Linked DNA regions of Homo sapiens: all the other regions are linked to region 1. The links are chromatin contacts, found by Hi-C or POLR2A ChIA-PET in ENCODE. All regions are on one chromosome and are shown on one strand. Each heading gives the region's core, a stretch centred on a gene start or an enhancer-like site at or near the end of the contact. The rest is flanking DNA. Distances are from core to core; before and after follow the strand shown.

Evidence for each region. A loop is a pair of places that touch in the nucleus more often than their neighbours do. ChIA-PET counts read pairs that join two places held with the same protein, here RNA polymerase II (POLR2A). Pooled maps may share reads with other maps.
Region 2: a pooled map shows a loop between it and region 1 (25-fold over the local background). The contact joins the promoter of PPID here to the promoter of NAF1 in region 1. A Hi-C loop is called at or near these places in 6 of 50 pooled maps.
Region 3: a map of naive thymus-derived CD4-positive, alpha-beta T cell shows a loop between it and region 1 (35-fold over the local background). The contact joins the promoter of C4orf46 here to the promoter of NAF1 in region 1. A Hi-C loop is called at or near these places in 2 of 168 maps with a recorded cell type or tissue (both naive thymus-derived CD4-positive, alpha-beta T cell) and 12 of 50 pooled maps. POLR2A ChIA-PET finds 5 or more read pairs at or near these places in 1 of 52 experiments (K562).
Region 4: a loop to region 1 is called in a map of CD4-positive, alpha-beta memory T cell, with 17 times the contacts of the local background. The contact joins the promoter of FNIP2 here to the promoter of NAF1 in region 1. A Hi-C loop is called at or near these places in 1 of 168 maps with a recorded cell type or tissue (CD4-positive, alpha-beta memory T cell) and 6 of 50 pooled maps. POLR2A ChIA-PET finds 5 or more read pairs at or near these places in 2 of 52 experiments (both activated T-cell).

Annotation. Positions count from the first base shown.
Region 1 is chr4:163,165,536-163,168,772 of GRCh38, forward strand. It overlaps NAF1 (nuclear assembly factor 1 ribonucleoprotein), which reads right to left and starts at 1,355. Exons shown (of 8, transcript NM_138386.3): 1 at 828-1,355. The coding sequence starts at 1,192. RefSeq lists enhancers at 500-1,367, 859-938, 969-1,088, 1,109-1,308.
Region 2 is chr4:158,721,948-158,725,023 of GRCh38, forward strand. PPID (peptidylprolyl isomerase D) reads right to left here and starts at 1,449. Exons shown (of 10, transcript NM_005038.3): 1 at 1,257-1,449. The coding sequence starts at 1,341. RefSeq lists enhancers at 859-1,442, 1,076-1,555, 1,443-2,027.
Region 3 is chr4:158,670,229-158,673,414 of GRCh38, forward strand. C4orf46 (chromosome 4 open reading frame 46) reads right to left here and starts at 1,659. Exons shown (of 2, transcript NM_001008393.4): 1 at 1,388-1,659. The coding sequence starts at 1,573. It overlaps ETFDH (electron transfer flavoprotein dehydrogenase), which reads left to right and starts at 2,068. Exons shown (of 13, transcript NM_004453.4): 1 at 2,068-2,262. The coding sequence starts at 2,229. RefSeq lists enhancers at 638-1,274, 1,275-1,911, 1,754-2,313, 1,915-2,416 and a silencer at 1,264-1,333.
Region 4 is chr4:158,767,481-158,770,928 of GRCh38, forward strand. FNIP2 (folliculin interacting protein 2) reads left to right here and starts at 1,546. Exons shown (of 17, transcript NM_020840.3): 1 at 1,546-1,839. The coding sequence starts at 1,733. RefSeq lists a silencer at 1,287-1,496 and an enhancer at 1,454-2,191.

The sequences.
Region 1 (3,237 bases), core at 105-2,604:
ATTTCATACCCTCTCCTTCTACTCAAATCCTTCAGCCTTCTTCACTTCCACTCTCCGCTGATGACTTCCCTGAAAACTAAACTTCTCACCTCCTCAACACGTGTCTATCTTGTTAACCTGTTCAGTACCCCACTCAACACACTCAACTATTTGTAGACAATGTTCAGTGTGGTTTAGTAACATCCCACATGCTGGAGTCCTCTCCAGCCCAGAGATTTCATATTTAAAAGACAGGTGTGGGGGCAAGGGGGAAAGGCTCTCACAAAACGTAAGAAGCATAAGATACTACTAAATAACACTGTTTGGCTACTTTCATAAACACGTGTTCCCTGCAAGGATTCTATAAATTAACGTAATCATCAAGAGCCAGCTTTGAAACACAAAAAATAATACTTTTCCTGATCCCCAATGTATGTGGTTCAAAAAACAAAGCCTAGATGTGATGATAAAAAAAAATCAGATCTGACACAAAACTCAACTATAACCACAAAAGTACAGCCTAAACTGAGTAGTTACGGAAATAACCTAAGATCCTCGGGTTTTCTAAAGTCTAACAAAAAATGATACGATCTATACATAGAACCCTTCAGGCCACCAAATTTAGGAAATAAGTCAGTACTAAGCTCAGATTCACAACGCGACCTGCTTTGAGAGGCAGCGAATAAGGGGCAGTCGGAGCCAATACTTCAACACGTGAGCCCGGAGCACCAACGACCTGCCCACCCTCCAGGGCCCACACAAGCAACCTCTAGGCTCCTAGGCCCCAGCCACCCCCGCCCGTCATACAAGACCTCTCCCCACAGCTCCGGGTCCCTTAGGCACCCGACCTGTCCGAGTCCGAATCCGAGTCCGAGGTCTCCAAGGAGTCCGGCGCCCGCGCAGGCTCTGCGGCTCCTGGGGAGGTGACGCAGTCTCCGCAGGCCGGCGATTCAGCCGGTGGCTGTGGCTGCGGCGCCGGGGTCCCGGCCGCGACGGCGTTCAGAACGGGCTGCAGAGGCTGCTCCCCGGCAGGCTTAACCTCCACGGTCTGCCCAGCGTCCGGGGACCCCTCAAACGACTGTAGCGGCGGCTGTGTCCCTGGCACAGGGGCAGAGCCCGGAGACGGAGCCGCCGGACCTTCCCCAACTCCAAAGTCGGTGCCATTGAATTTCAGAGTTTCCAGCTGAGCGGCGGCGGCCTCCACTACCTCCATCGCACCGCGCCAGAAACCGGGTCGGCCTCAGGATTGGGGCCCCTGGACAAGCTCACGGCTCTCTCCAGAAATAGAAAAACAACTTAGGCAACCGCAGCAACACTGCCTGGGCCCAACTTCCCGCGTTTCTCAGGTAACTACACGCGGAGGAGCCAAAAGACACGCCCCCGCCATTTACGCAGCAACGCTTTCCGAAGAGCGTGTGACGTATGTGGCGCGACGGCGCGACGGCGCTCGCGGGGGCAGGATACATGCGTCATATCTTCGAAAATCAGGATTAGGGGGTCGGGCGCCGTGGCTCACGCTCGTAATCCCAGCACTTTGGGAGACCGAGGTGGGCGGATCACAAGGTCAGGAGTTCACAGACCAGCCTGCCCAACATGGTGAAACCCCATCTCTACTAAAAATACAAAAATTAGCTGGGCATGGTGGCGCGTGCCTGTAATTCCCACTACTTGGGAGGCTGAGGCAGGAGAATCGCTTGAACCCAGCAGGCGGAAGTTGGAGTGAGCCGAGACCGCGCCACTGCACTCCAGCCTGGCGAGAAAGCGAGACTCCGTCTCAAAAAAAAATAATCAGGACTAGGGAGGCCCTAAATCGACCGTTTTCACTGCGTCATGTGAACCATTCAAGGCCTGAATGTCGGATTTTCCTATTGCTGCATGTGAACCAATTCTGCTTGAAGCGCCAAAATGAAGCAGGGATTATACAACAGGGGGGTGCCTGAAGAATGCTAAGTTCTGTACATCAGAAACTTGAGCCAGGAAGTCTTGACAAGACGCTAGTAACTTCATGAAAGTTAAATGAAGTTTATCCATCAATAGATCCATCTGTCGATAGATAGGGTATTAACCATTTTTTCAAAAATGTAACTACAACTATTCCATTTTCCTTTCTCCAAAGTACCCTCAAAGAGAGCAGTAATGGACAAAATTTTGCTGTGTTGTTCATGTTATGGTGATGTCTATATCATACTTAGCACTGTTTCGTAGTAGAGAGATGAGACTATGAGACTGAAATGTACTCACTTATTGTTGGAAACCACTAGTCTAAATTGTGGAGAAAGCAAGCAGAGTTCTTAGGACTGAGGAAGAGATCAGAATTTTCTGGTTTCCTATTAGGTCTTCAGTTTGAGGCATCAGTCCCTGTGTAGTAATAATAATCATTGATACCATTTGTTAAACATGCATATGTGCCAAGGACTGTGCTAAAGATTTTATAAATTATTCACTGAGAATTTAGTGTGTCATCTACAACAGTAGATCTTCATAGAAATGCAAGGCAAGTGTAATAAGAGTAAGGTTTTAAGAAGCTTACAATCTACTTGAAGTAGAGAAGGGCAATGCACAGGAGATAACTAGAAAAATATTTGAAATATGAAATAGAAAATCCAAGTGCAGCAGAAATGGGAAGTAGGATTGGTAGGCTATTTCATGGAAATCCTCCAAAGTGAAGAAGGACTTTAAACTTGGGATACGAACTTACTAGCACAATGATTAAGCAGAGCTCAGAGTTTTCAACTAAAAAGACCTGTGTTCAGGCCTCAGCTCTACCATTTTGTGTTTGGTGTTACTGACTTTGGGCAGTTAATCTAAATCCTAATTTCCTTATCTGTAAAATGGAGATAAAAATACTATCTCATTTAGTTCATGTGAGCACTAAGTAAGGCTTTATATAAGGGAGTGGCATGTCATACATTCAGTGTGCAAAAATACTTGGAAAATGGAACAATGCATGAACTCACGAATAAAATATTTAATTAACAATGATCTTGCAAAGACATGCAGTACAGATTTGAGAAGGGAAGACGTTTGAGCCAGAATTATTCCCCAGCCAGCCACTTTGTTGCATTTTTCCAGGAATTAGGTGATAAAAGTCTGAACTAGGCTTACAGTCAATGAAATAGAGTAAAGGACATCCCCAGCATCAGGGGAAGAATAAAAGTACTCTAAAATTTCTGGTCAAGGAAATTAGAAAGAAGTTGGTATTACCAATAAAAACGGAGAAGTTGGCCAGTCGCAGGGCCTCACGCCTGTAATTCCAGC
Region 2 (3,076 bases), core at 199-2,698, 4.4 Mb before region 1:
AAATCCATCTGTAGATGGAAACCTAGTTTGATTCCATTATCTTGGCTATCATGAATAATGCTGCAATGAACATGGGAGTGCAGATACCTCTTTGACATACAAACTTCATTTCCTTTGAATATACTCACTAGAATTAGTGAATCTTATTTTATTCTAATATTCAAATTTAGTCTACCTACTGTCATGTATGTATATAAACAGATTTGAAACATTACACTAAGGATCATAACCAATTATAGTAGCCAAAAGATTAGCACCATGTAAGAGATATCATTAAATACAAATAGTTTTAAATCCTGAGTAATTTCTTCAAGAGGTACTGAGAATTTCCAATCACCAAGCAACCAACGGGAGAAAATTAAACAGTCTTTGGGTGGGCGGACTTGCCACGTGTTACGTATACCTGCAGCCTTTGTGCTCTGAGCAAACTGCCTCATGCAACCTCTGAAGCAAAAGCTGTAAAAATTCCTCCTCTAGATAGCAGCTAAGACAGGTGAGATTAAACCTAGCCCTAGCTAGTTGCAACAAACTGAATGTACGTGTAAACGTGTGTGTGTCCTGTACATGCATTCAAACACATTGCCTGGCCAGCAATTCCAACGTGTTCCAGAACAAGGCCAATCCAGTTACAAAGCAACACGCTCCCTAATTCACCAGGCCTTAGGAACTTCTGAGCGGCTATGTAACCTAGGCAACACCATCACTACGTTGAGCGCATTTTCCCAATGGCAAATTAAGAGAAAATGTTTGCTCATCTGAACGGACCTCTAAATTAAGAATCAGTAATAAGGCAAAAGCAATGAGCAAACAAGTCCCTTTAACGTATAAATAACACAGCACGTGCTGATATATTATCTCATGTGGCAAATATAGTTTCCTGGGGCCCAGCAGACGCATATCCCAGGATATGCTTTCCGAACTGTCCCATTGCAAACATAAAATATTTCATGCTAACTTGGTAGTGCAAAGGTGGCGTGGAAGTGCCACCAAATCAGGAGGCAAACCTAAAGGACGCCACAATTCCCGAACTAGAAATTTCCAGAAACTTCCGCACCACCGATGGCATTGATACAAGGGCGCTGGATCGATCTAGCCCTAGATCTCCGGGCCTGCTCCGGCGGACCAGCCTAGGCAGCCATCCCCTCCGCGAAACTGAGCAGTCACCGGCCGGAGCCGCATTCCGCCCTTGGAATCCCCCAAATCCCGGGAACCCCCGCCTCCTCGGGGCTTTTCCGCGAGCGTCAGACTCCGCTCACCTCGCTCCCCTCCGATGTCCACGTCAAAGAAGACTCGAGGGTTACTGGGGTTGGAGGGCTTGGCTTGGGGGGACGGGTGCGACATCTTGACTTGCAGACGTGTTTAGTACGGAATATCAGAGTACCTAGTGGCCGCCCGGGCCGCCCAAACTCCAGAGTCCGTCTCCGCCGGAGACCGGCAGCGACGCTGACCGGCCACTTCCGACGCAAGAACCGGAAGCCATGGCCTGACTTCCGGCACCGCCCCGCTCCCCCGCGCGGTGTTTCAAAGAGCCTGAGCGACTCCGTGCAGCGAACCGCGTGCCCTCCGCCACCTGTTCCTGGCTTCTCATTTAATGAAGTTGCGATCCCAGTTCTCATTATTCTTCTCGCTTGTGTTTCGTTGTCTTTCCCACCCTCGTGGCGTAGAGAGCTTTGGAGTCAACCCCATGCCAGCGTCAGCTCTGCCACCAAGTTGGGTGTGACTTCTCAGAAACTCAGTTTGCTCCTCTGGAAAAAGAATAAAAACGCTGACCTCGGAAGGTCGTTTTGAGGATTAAAGACATGAATCAGTACAATGCCTGGCATAAACTGGTGGTACCCAACCAATAGGAGCCTTATTATTGCCATGTCGTTACAATTTGATCTTCACATTACAATGTAAGTGGTAAGGCTTAGACTAAACGCTCCAAACAGCTAAAGCTGAGAGTCCAGAAGAGAGCACAGTTTTGATTCCTGATAAAACTGTATTTGGCGGGGCGCGGTGGCTCACGCCTGTAGTCCCAGCACATTGGGAGGCCGAGGCGGGCGGATCATTTGAGGTCAGGAGTTCGAGACCAGCCTGACCAACATGATGAAACCCGTCTCTACTAAAAATAAAAAAAAAAAAAATCACCCGGGCGTGGTGGTGCTTGCCTGTAGTCCCAGCTACTCGGGAGGCTGAGGCAGGAGAATCGCTTGAACCCGGGAGGCGGCGGTTGCAGTGAACCGAGATCGCGCCACTGTACTCCAGACTGGGTGACAGAGCGAAACTGTCCCCCCCCCCCCCAAAAAAAAGAAAAACAAAAAAATACTGTATTACTATAGCCCACTTTTCCCTTATGGGGATCTGTGTAAAACATTTACTTTTTACACACACACACACACACACACACACACACACACACACACATATATATGAGGAGAACATAGCCTTGCCTCTTAATAAAGCCTAATTTTGGAGAAGAGTGGCAATTCCCTGTGTAGATGCTTTGCCCTGTAGTTCTATTGGAGCTCAGCAATTTGGATTCAGCCTGAGGCTTACTTTATCAATAAGGCAGGAGATATCCTTAGATGCTTCACATTTTTTTTTCTTATGAGAAAGTAAAAAGTATTGGAATCCAGCACTCAAATAATGTCTCAAAAGCCAGGAGCCTTGTGTCAACAGCAGCAGCCAGAGTGGCTTTTTGGAAGGAAAGACCAGTGCTAATTTTCCCCTATCAGAGCTGTCACCATCCCTCTAGATGAAGGCTCCTGCCCTACTTGCTACCCGGTCTTAGGATAAGTAAAAGTTAGAAGGGTTACGGTTAAAGAACAACTGATTCCTATTCTCAATTTGAATTTGCCTGTGATGTTATACACTGGACTAAGCACGAAAGTTGATGTTAAAAAAGAAAAAAAAAAAAGCAAAAGCTTCAAGTTCTGACTACATGTATACTAGGCATGTTACCAAAGAAAAGTCATTTAATTTCTCTGAACCCTTCTCATTTCCTTTTCGGTAAAGTGCCAAAGAACAGGGTATGAGAATGGAAAAAGATAATGTGTAAGCATTTGCCTTGTAATCTCTAAAGCATTCTTATACA
Region 3 (3,186 bases), core at 409-2,908, 4.5 Mb before region 1:
GTCACGCTGGTCTCGAACTCCTGACCTCAGGTGATCCGCCTGCCTCAGCCTCCCAAAGTGCTGGGATTACAGGCGTGAGCCACCGTGCTTGGCCCAGGATTGCTGTTTTCTATGAAAATACACTAGAGTCTCAGCTCAACAAGATGACTTGGACCCCTTGACACTAAGCGCCAGATATATCTGAGAGATTTCATCATAAATAATTCTTACTGCTATTTGGGTAACATGGGCATTGACCTGTGAACACTTTAAACAATGAAAATGTATAGATCAAAGAACAGAAACTCTGAGCTCTGACAAATAACATTAAAAAATCACACACAAATGCAGAAAACACTCAGCTCCTGGTGGAAAATTCACTTTTCAGCCAAACGTTTTCTTCACCAATGATATAAAATAAAACAGTGTTCCTCAATAACACATTAGCACTTCATTCTACATATTTACTTGCAATCAGTTTGTTCTGCAAAAATAAAAGCTGGTTAAGCACTCTAGTCATCCTTAAAAAAAAATACTTGCGGAGCAATGAGATAATCTAGTTCATCCCCTAGTTTCCAATCTGCAGGAAAGGTCAGGCCACAGAACTCTCCCAGGTTACACTCTACATACCTCATTCCACTTGACCCACTCAAGAGAACATAAAACTCCCCTTCCCTGTCTTCTCCCCTCCAGTGGTGTGTGAGTTACGGTTGGGAGGTGGGGTGCTAGTTTCTGGGGATTCGAGATTTAACAGAAACTATCCTAAGTATGCATTCTAGCAATCATACAAAGGGAGGAGTCCTGAACTAAACCGTCAAAGAAGCCAATCCACGTGACCTAAACCCTTCAAGCTGGGTCCAGCGCTAAGCAGGCCTGGGGCAGACAATGGCATTATCAGCTGTCCCTGGGCAGGTGGCCAACTAGAACAGCAGGCTCTAAGTCCCATGGAAAGAAATCACAGCCTGATCTCAAGTACCCACAGAAAGCCAGCAAACTCATGCAGTGAAAACTATTCTCCGAAACCCATGCAATGAAAACTATTCTCCGATGGGAAAGGAGGAGGCAGAGAGCCAGCAACAGGCAGCGCAGAGCTGCGTGGCTTCGGGTTACTGCGGATGATTGAAACCAGAAGGCGAGACAAAAAGAAACCAGTGAGGGGTGGGGCGGGTGGAAGGAAAACCCCTTAAGACTCCTCACCACTAAATCTAAAGGGGGAACCCTCAGAGAGGGGTGGCACTTTAGCTGCTGGCATCCCCCCCGCTTCCCGCCCGCACGCTCTGGGGCGCAGAAGGGCCGGTCGTCCCGGGTCATGGGGGTTGGGGGACCGATTCCCTAGCCTCGCGAGCCCCGCCGCCGCCGGTCTTCCCAGAGGCGCCGAGGGGGGACGCGGTCCCGACACCACACTCACGTCTCCGATCTGCAGCTCCACTTCCTCCAGCTGGTCCACCGTTGGGCCGCTGCTCCTGCTCGGAACTGGCCAGCCCAAACTCACTGGGCCGCCCGGGGAAGATGCTGCAGAGGCGTCTGAAGAGGAGGGAGAAGAGGGAGGCGGCGGGGGCGGCGAAGAAACCTGCAACTCCTCAGGGTCGGCCATGGGGAAGGGTTGGGACCGCGGAATCCGACCCGAGAAGCCGAACCGACACCAACTGTCTTTTAACCACTCGCGCCCAAAGCCGAAAGGCCCCGCCTCCTAACGCCAGAAATCCCGCCCAGTCTCCTCGTGGGTCTCAGCCCCGGACCACAAAGACGTTTCATTTTTCGGGACAGCCAATCATATGAGTCAATTCACCTTAGGCAACTCACGGCTCCTGCGCGAGCCTCCAATCGATCTCGAAGGGCACTCGTAGAGAAAACTACACCTCCCAGGAAGCCGTGTGCGTCGCCCCGCCTTCTACTGCCTTTCACTGCGCGTGCGTCGTGCTGTGGGATTCGCGGACCCCTCTGGCCGCGCTGTGGCTGTTTCACCGCTCCCCGGCTGGGACTTGGAGTCCCTTATCTTTCCCTGGTTTGGTACATGACCCGGAAGCCTCGGCTGGCCGTTGCGTCATCCATGGCGCCGGCGCAGAGCGAGAAGGAGGTGGGAACGCCGTGAAGCAAGAGCGGTCGGCAGAGCGGGGAGGCGAACTGCAGCAGAGTTCTTGCTTTCCGGCAGGTGATGGCGCCCCCCGCGGCCTAGAGGTCCAGCGCCCGCCGCGAGCAGCGGACAGTCCTCCTGTTGTGTCCGACCGAGAGTCCTGGTGACTTTGAACATGCTGGTGCCGCTAGCCAAGCTGTCCTGCCTGGGTGAGAGGAAACGGGCGGTGGGGATAAGTGGAGGAGTTAGGGCAAAAGGGACAAGGCCGGTCCTGGGGGCTGTAGGCACCTCTCGCCCCTTCTCTCATCAGCTTTCTCAGGCTATCTAGGGCAAAGGTCACGCGCTGTCAGCCTGTTGGGGGACCCTGGCTTCCTCCCTCTGGGGTTGCCCCAGTTGGTAGAATTAATATCTAGGCTAAAGGTCAAGGGCGGGGAAAACTTGTCAACACGCCCTCGGCATCACCACCACCTGTCAACACACACACACCTCGGTGGACTCCTGAACTGAGGCTTCCCAAATCCTGGTTCTAATCTTCAAACCTCTGTTGGAAATGGAAAAAAAAAAATCGTATTTGCCCAGTTTTTCTCCCTGGTCCTGACCTGACTTTCGTCTTCGGAGCCATTCTAGTTCAGTCTAAAGAAATTGAAGTCTGATCTGTCACATCATGGTTAACATTCATATGTTGACCAAGTCACCCAAGTGTATCTGGAGCCAGTTTTTCTGCGTTGTCTAAAATTAAGGGCTGGGCGTGGTGGCTCAAGCCTGTAATCCCAGCACTCTGGGAGGCTGAGGCGGATGGATCACCTGAGGTCAGGAGTTCAAGACCAGCCTGGCCAACATTGTGAAACCCCATCTCTACTAAAAATACAAAAATTAGCTGGGCGTTGTGGCCCACTCCTGTAATCCCAGCTACTCAGGAGGCTTAGGTAGGAGAATCACTTGAACCCGGAGGTGGAGGTTGCAGTGAGCTGAGATCGCACCACTGCACTCCAGCCTAGGTGAAAGAGCCAGACTCCGTCTCAAAAAAAAATTAAATTAAATTAACTCTAAGGGCTTTATCGTGTTATGGGTATTCTGTGAACCATCGTGACAGATGAAGTTGGATGGTCTTTTTAAAGTTTTACTTAAATTTT
Region 4 (3,448 bases), core at 296-2,795, 4.4 Mb before region 1:
TGCTGGCCACAGTATGACCTGGGACTGTATCTGAAAGTCACAACGTATAAAGCCAATACCTTCTATATAGCATCCTGACCAACACTGGCAGCCCTATGAGGTAAAGGCCTTCAGCAAACAGAAATAGCAAAGTTGCAAATTAGGGTTCTGTGTACACTCAATTGTGCAAAAGGATGATTGCTCATCAGGATAAACACTTAATCCACCATTTTAACAGTAAAAGTCCGAAGGAAACAAATGACTAAGTTTCCATTTCTACCACCTTTCTCTTACCTTTGTGAAATTTCAGCACATTATTCACAGCTAGTTCCCAACCAAGTCCAGAAACTAACACAATTAAAAAAAGAAAATGCAAAGTAAAATAGGCCCAGAATAGGTTCTTTTGATTACTTATGTTTTTGGAAATATATTTTCCTTTTTGAGTCTCCAAGAGTCCTCCTCTCAACAAGTGTAAGAGAGCCCAGGTGAGTCACTGTTCACTACTCATGGAGAAGCTAGAAGAGGCATGGTTGGGGTCTTACTAACTTTATCTCTATTTCCCATCATCGGAAAAATTCGTGAAGCCCAACGCTCTAAAACATAGATTAAGAAGTTGCTTTGAGTCTGGTAACGTGTCCTACACTGGCTGTTTAGAGCCCTGCACCACCAAGGATTAAATTCCAAAGGGGACTGGGGTGGGACAGGGCAGGAAAGCGGACTCAAACACATGAACTCCTCCCTTCCTCAAACCAAATATCTGCTGCTGATATGCCTTGATTGACTGTTAAATATGTATTAGGAAAAACAATCCCTTGCTATAAAATATCTTAAGTTTCTAAATCTATGTAGTGAGTTCTGTGTGTGTGTGTGTGTGTGTGTGTGTGTGTGTGTGTGTATGTTTTAAAGGGGGGACTTAATATTTCAAATGCAACTTCTTATATAACCATGGTATGGTGGCCCAAGACGCCAAACAGAACAAATGATTTGGATAAACAGTTTAAATTTTGTGAAAGCCTGGAGGAATCGAATTTGGACATGGAGGAAACCTGACAAAACCTTGGGTGCTATGTGATTCAAATCACAGCCCACCGAAGCGGCCACCGCGCGTACCAAGCCTTCCCCCCTAGCATACGCCTTCTGTGAACGGGCTCTTGTACCTGAACAAAGCGAGGACCCAAGTTCAGGGGCTTTGTCTCTAAAGAACAAAGATCGGCCTAGCTGCATGCTCGCTGTGCGAAAGAACCCAGGCTCCGTGGGAACCCCACGCCACTCGCGGAGCTGCGCCCCGGCGGCCGCCCTCGCCCCTCGGGCCCCTTTAAGTGCCGCGCCTGCCCCCGTCCGCGTCCCCCGCGTGCCCGGAGTACTGGGCCGCCCGCCCGCTCCTGGCCGCACCTCCCACCTCCCGCCTCCCGCCGGGGTTACGTGAGCCCGGGGCGGGCGGCCGCCGGGCCAATGGCCGCCGCCGGGGCCGCCGCGCTCCTCCCGCGCCGCCGCCGCCGCCGTGGGGCTGCGGGCTCCTCCCGCAGGAGATAACTGTCAGCGCGCGAGGCGGTGGCGGGCCGGCTCAGTCATATGACCGGCAGCCGGCGGCTCCGGCGCCGAGCAGAGTTACTCAGTCGCAGCGGCCCCGCGCTCCCGCAAGGCTGGGCGGCCGCGCCGCCGCGATGGCCCCGCCACCGCGGCCGCCGCCCCCGGCTGCGCGCTGAGCCGCCGGCCCCCCGAGCGCCACGGCCGGAGCTGCGGCGGCGGCATCATGGCCCCGACCCTGCTCCAGAAGCTCTTCAACAAAAGGGGCAGCAGCGGCAGCTCCGCGGCGGCGTCTGCCCAGGGCAGGGCTCCTAAGGAAGGACCCGCCTTTAGGTGAGGGGGCGCCGGGGGGCAATTCTGGCGCGGGACCCGAGTTGGCTTCGGTGCTCGCCGGGGAGGGGACGGGTAGGGGAAAGGGAAGGGACTGTCCAGGACGGCGCTGCCTATCGCCGGCACCTGGTCCCGGGCTTGTCAGCGTGGACGCGCCTGATCCGAGTGTGGCTCCGGACCCTCCGTGACCCTTCCTCCCGCTCTTTCTCCACAACTCAGGGTCCTTCCCCATTTCAGAGTTCTCTTGTGTTCCTTGGGGTTCCCGGGCGTGCGCTGTGCTTGGCTGTGGCGACCGGAGATTCTCCGGTTATTGGGGTGAACCCCTTCCGGGCAGAGCCGCCTGGGCACCTCTGCGGGCCCAGCAAAGCTGTGAGCTGTCATTTTGAGGGCAGCTCCAACCTATTGTGTACGTGACAGTGTTTTGAAGTTCTGAAGGAGCAACAGTCACGAAAAAGGCATCTTTCTTCTTTCTTGCCATATATGACAAGCTCTCAAACGGATGAATGAAAGTATGTAATTTCCACATCATGTGGAAGGTTGATGCCGCATGATGTGTGGAAAGGGGGAGTAAGATGCAATTATGAAATTTCCGAGATTTCAATTGATCAAAGCTGATATGTATATTTAATAGATTTGATCTCTCGAACACATACCTTTGAATATTGATAGCATTTATGGAGAGCTTACTACCTAAAATGCTTTATGTTGATTTCTGTCGTTTACTTTTCTGACAATGCGGTGAGGTGGGTGCTATTATAATTCCCATTTTACAGGTGAGGAAACTTAAAGTCACAGATAACTTAGGCGGCTTGCCCAAAATCCAGCTGTCAGTGGTAGAGCCTGTGTTTTGACCCAAGCAGTTTGACCACAGATTCCAGTCTTTAAAATCCCTATGCTATTCTGATTTCAAGGGCTAACTTTTAAAAGACGCCTTAAAATGTCCTATATTGCCTTTGAGCACAGGTATGTTGAGAAGTTTATTTAACAATTTTTCAACACATTTTAAAATTGAGCACCAACTCCCAATTCTGACACTATGCTAGGTGCTTTTTGGCCAAAATGTCTTGCAAAAACAGTTCACTGTTAAACAGATCTAGACCCAGTATAATAAACCTTTAAAAGTTTCAAGTGAAACTTTGAAATAAATTCTGGATTAAGTTTTATGTTCTAGATTTTGCTTTTCTTGAATTCCATCATTTAAAACAGTCTCTCACTGTGGTCATGTGAAAATTAAACGTGTGTGTGTGTGTGCACGCGCGCTCATGGAAGGCATATTGTGAGGACCTTAAACTCCCCAAGTTAAATTCTCATGTTTTCTTTAGGCTAACAAGCCTTATAATTTGAGTGGGAATTCTATGCCTTTTGTTAGGCTGAGTATTAGTGATGCCATGTACCTTCTCAGAATGGTAGAATTACTTCGGACCTAAGGTGTGTAATTTCGTCCCTTCCCTCCCTGTAACCCAGACTCCATCAGGGGTACAAAGCCTGGAGCGGAAGGAGCATGTTACAGGTGTCTGTACTTTGACAGCTCTTGCCAAGGACATTTAAAGCCATTTGAATGCAGGAGGAGATAGTGGCGGTTACTTGTCATTGTTTTCTGTGCTCCTTGCCT